Linked DNA regions of Homo sapiens: region 2 is linked to region 1. The links are chromatin loops, found by intact Hi-C in ENCODE. Cell type or tissue: endothelial cell of umbilical vein. All regions are shown on one strand.

Region 1 (2,500 bases):
GCCTGCCTTGCTAGGTTGGAGAAGTTCTCCTGGATAATATCCTGCAGAGTGTTTTCCAACTTGGTTCCATTCTCCCCATCACTTTCAGGTACACCAATCAGACATAGATTTGGTCTTTTCACATAGTCCCATATTTCTTGGAGGCTTTGTTCATTTCTTTTTACCCTTTTTCTCTAAACTTCTCTTCTCACTTCATTTCATTCATTTGTTCTTCCATCTCTGATACCCTTTCTTCCAGTTGATGGAATTGGCTACTGAAGCTTGTGCATTCTTCATGTAGTCTCATGCCATGGTTTTCAGCTCCATCAGGTCATTTAAGGACTTCTCTACACTAGTTATTCTAGTTAGCCATTCGCCTAATCTTTTTTCAAGGTTTTTAGCTTCTTTGCATTGGGTTCAAACTTCCTCCTTTAGCTCAGAGGAGTTTGATCGTCTGAAGCCTTCTTCTCTCAAGTCGTCAAAGTCATTCTCCATCCAGCTTTGTCCCATTGCTGGCGAGGAGCTGTATTCCTTTTGAAGGGGAGAGATGCTCTGATTTTTAGAATTTTCAGCTTTTCTGCTCTGTTTTTTCCCCATCTTTGTGGTTTTATCTACCTTTGGTCTTTGATGATGGTGACATACAGATGGGGTTTTGGTGTGGATGTCCTTTCTGTTTGTTAGTTTTCCTTCTAACAGTCAGAATCCTCAGCTGCAGGTCTGTTGGAGTTTGCTGGAGGTCCACTCCAGACCTTGTTTGCCTGGGTATCAGCAGCGGAGGTTGCACAACAGCGAATATTGCTGAGCAGCAAATGTTCCTGCCTGATTGTTCCTCTGGAAGCTTCGTCTCAGAGGGGTACCCAGCCATGTGAGGTATCAGTCTGCCCCTACTGGGGGGTCCCTCCCAGTTAGGCTACTCGGAGGTCAGGGACCCACTTGCGGCAGTCTGTTCATTCTCAGATCTCAAACTCTGTGCTGGGAGAACCACTACTCTCTTCAAAGCTGTCAGACAGGGACGTTTAAGTCTGCAGAGGTTTCTGTTGCCTTTTGTTTGGCTCTGCCCTGCCCCTAGTGGTGAGTCTACAGAGGCAGGCAGGCCTCCTTGAGCAGTGGTAGGCTCCACCCAGTTCGAGCTTTGTTTACCTACTCAAGCCTCAGCAATGGCAGGTGCCCCTCCCCCAGCCTCGCTGCCACCTTGCAGTTCAATCTCAGACTGCTGTACTAGCAATAAGCGAGGCTCTGTGGGCATGGGACCCTCTGAGCCAGGCATGGGATATAATTTCCTGGTGTGCCATTTGCTAAGACCATTGGAAAAGCACAGTATTAGGGTGGGAGTGACCCTATTTTCCAGGTGCCATCTGTCACCCCTTCCCTTTGTTAGGAAAAGGAATTCCCTGACCCCTTGTGCTTCCGGGGTGAGGTGATGCCTCATCCTGCTTCAGCTCACATTCAGTGGGCTGCACCCACTCTCCTGCCCCCACTGTCCGACGAACCCCAGTGAGATGAACCCAGTACCTCAGTTGAAAATGCAGAAATCACCCATCTTCTGCATCACTCATGCTGGGAGATGTAGACTGGAGCTGTTCCTATTCGGCCATCTTGGAACTGCCCCCCGATTTTCTTAACTGTGTGTTTTACCAAGCAGAAACTTTTAATTTTAATTAATCAAGCTTATTATTTTTTATGGGTTTTGCCTCTGGCGTTATATTGCCATATCCAAGTCATTGATTTTCTCCTGTTATTTGCTGGGAGGTTAATAGTTCTGCATTTTATATTTAGGTCTATGCTCTATTGGATTAATTTTTGTGAAGGATGTAAGATTTGATCTAGATTCATTTTTTTTACACAGAAATGTCCAGTTGTTTCAGCACCATTTATGGAAAAGACAACATTTCTCCATTGCATCCCCTTTGATCCTATATCAAAGAGTAATTGACTATATTAATGTGGGTCTATACCTTAGCTCTCTGTTCTATTACTTTGAACTATTTGTTTATTCTTTCATCAATACCTCACCATCTTGATTACTGTAGCTTTCAGTAAGCCCTGAAGTTGGTTAGTGTAAGTATTCTGACTTTCTTCTCTTTCAATGTTGAGTTGGCTATTCTCGGTCTTTTGCTTTTCCATATAAACGTAAAATCAAGATGGTCAGCAAAGCCTGAGTCCTGTCCTCTCGCTCTCCTCCTCGGACAGCATGAGCTTCACCACTCGCTCCACCTTCTCCACCAACTACTGGTCCCTGGGCTCTGTCCAGATGCCAAGCTATGGTGCCCGGCTGGTCAGCAGCAAGGCCAGCGTCTATGAAGGTGCTGGGGCCTCTGGTTCCCTGATCTCCATGTCCCACTCCACCAGCTTCGGGGGCGGCATGGTGTCCAGAGCTCTGGCTGTGGGGATGGCTGAGAGTCTGGCAGGAATGGAAGGCATCCAGAACAAGAAGGAGACCAGGCAAAGCCTGAATGACCACCTGATCTCCTACCTGGACAGAGTGAGGAGCCTGGAGACCAAGAACCAGAGGCTGGAGAGC
Region 2 (2,500 bases), 130 kb before region 1:
ATTTCTTCTCTTCATTATTTCTTTCTTTTTCCTTCCTCTGATATTCCCATTACATGCATGTTACATCTTTTGAAATTGTTCCACGGTTCTTGAATGTTTTATTCGTTTTCCTTTCATTCTTTTTTCCCTTCCTTTTTAGTTTGGGAAGCTTTCTAGTACCATGTGTTCAGGCTTACAGATTCTTTTGTCAGCCACACCCAGTCTACTGATGGGTTCATCAAAGGCATTCTTCATTTGTGTTACAGTGTTTTTTATTCATTGCATTTAACTTTAATTTTTTTTAGCGTTTCCATCTCTCTGCCTACATTATCTATTTGTTCTTGTACATTGCCTAATTTTTTTTACAAGAGCCCTTAGCATATTATCATAGTTATTTTAAATTCCTGGTCTAATAATTCCAAAATCTCTGCTGTATCTGGGTCTGGTTCTGATGCTTGTTCTTTCTCTTTGGACTGGGCTTTTTAATTTTGTTTTGAGTTTTGTCTTTTAGTATGCTTTGTAAATTTTTGTGTTGAAAGCAAAGATGACATATTAACTAAAAGAAACAAATAAATAGGCTTTGAGTGTGGGGTTTTAAAATTCATCTGACTAGAAGTTAGGATGTCTTTTATTTGCTTCAGTTGTAGGTGTCAGAGGCTAAATATTCCCTGATGTCACTTTTTGGGTATCCCTTGTTGTCTTTCTGTTTCCCCAGAGACTTCTTTTTTTAAAAAATATGGTCCGACATTAACAGTTTTTTCAGCTGTTATCTTCTGTTATTCACTGGAGCCCTATTGAAGTGGTGGTAAATTGTGTGGAGAGAGGAAGCTTTCTGTAATCCTATGATTAGATCTCAGTCTTTTAGTGGATCTGTGCCTCTGAGTTGTTATGTGCACAAATGCTTCTCAGCTCCCCTCACCCCCTTAGATAGAACAGTGAGGTTAGAAGGGGCTAGAGTTGGATATTGCCCTTAATCCATGTTGAGTAAGGCTCTGATAAAACAGTTTTTGTTTTGTTTTGTGTTGTTTTGAGGGCAGGTCTTTGTTATGGAGAACAGAATACTCCGGGCATATTTCCAAATGGTTACTTTTCCCTTCTCCCAATGGAATTAGGAAGAAAATATTCTCTGATCTTCACTCTGAGAACATGGTGAAATTCCTGGGGATCAGATTCATGAAAGTGTGGGTCCCCATAAGGCTGGGTCTCCAGGAGAAAACTCTCAGACGTCAGCAATTAGTCTATTACCCTTTAAGTTTTCCTGTGAGTCACTGGCTGCAGCAGCACTCTCTTCTCCCAGTAAGCTATGATTCTCTTTATTTGCTTGCCTCTACAGTTTTGGGGACAGCATTCGCCCTGTGACATTAATATTCTGTTGAATCTTAGAAGAGAGTTGATTTTCAGTTTATTCAGCTTTTTCCTTTTGTAAGGACAGAAATGATGACTACCAAACTTCTTATATGCCATCAGATTAGAAGGATTATTTTTTTAAGATAAGAAATAAAATGAAGAAAACCTCAACAGTATTCATCATCACAAAATCATTACTTTTTTGTATATGAAAATCTTAACTAAATACAAGTAAACTACTGAGCAGTGAGAGGTGAGAATATAAGAAAATTTATTATGGATTGTGCCAATATAGAATAAAATTAAATAGGATCTGAAACCTAAATTTTGAAAGAGTAATGAAAGAATAGTGAGCAAAACTTGATTCAAAAGAATCATATGACATTTCAAATATTACATTCATCTCCCCACACACTTGACACATGAGGAACTAAGACAATGGGAAATGAAATGTATTGGCCTGGACAGAAAAGTTTTTAGGAACATATACCCAGGTAGGAACATTGGCCACTCATGGACTCTCCTGCTCCCCAAGCAAACTCTGAAACTGATCTTGAGCTTACTCTTGTTTCTACTATATTATAGTGGATCCAGTAGTTCATGTAATGTCTTTATGTATCTGTCCCTCTCTCACCTTTGTGTTGTTTTCCTGTGTTGACTTCATTCTCAGGAATGCTTTTTCTATGGAGGCAAAACTGCTATTTTCATTCTCTGTCTATATAAATAAATGTATGCCTCCCTGTCTCCCAGTGCCCCTTTTTCTCTCTCTCCCTATTTATGCACTCATCCATCCATCCACCCATCATCCACATGTTTGACTGCCTCTCAGTCCCATGGTCACTCAGTCTTTCTCTCTTTTTTCTTATCTTTCCCTGTTCATCCTCTGTTGAGAAAGGAATTGATGGAGTGACAAAGACTGACAAAGATGGGTCTGGTGGGTCTTATGGTGAAGAGTGCTAAAACATCATGTCAGGAATCAAATTACTACATTTTTATAACTTGGGATGCCAGTTCTATTTACAATAAATATGTTTTTATCTGTATTTAATTTATTGTGTGCACTGGAACCAATTTATGCACACAGCTTGCTCTCATGTGTTTTGTACTATTTTGAGATCAAGTGTCATACCTTGAAATGTAAACTCACACCAGAGGAGCCTGATGTAGCCCAGCC

What was found. A loop is a pair of places that touch in the nucleus more often than their neighbours do. Peaks named below come from ENCODE experiments on the same cell type or tissue, not always from the same donor. Only the 100,000 strongest peaks of a DNase experiment are listed, where the experiment ranks them.
Region 2: a loop joins it to region 1, with 4 times the contacts of the local background. A loop is called at or near these places in 8 of 110 quality-filtered maps.

Annotation. Positions count from the first base shown.
Region 1 is chr20:22,733,760-22,736,259 of GRCh38, reverse strand. It overlaps the pseudogene KRT18P3. Among named protein-coding and RNA genes, the nearest start is that of LINC01747, 50 kb to the right of the region's middle. RefSeq lists a silencer at 1,042-1,141. In endothelial cell of umbilical vein, a CTCF peak has its summit at 1,039; no DNase peak of the experiment used is centred here.
Region 2 is chr20:22,865,611-22,868,110 of GRCh38, reverse strand. No RefSeq gene overlaps it. Among named protein-coding and RNA genes, the nearest start is that of SSTR4, 170 kb to the left of the region's middle. In endothelial cell of umbilical vein, no CTCF peak of the experiment used is centred here; a DNase peak (open chromatin) is centred at 1,150; H3K27ac peaks cover 444 bases.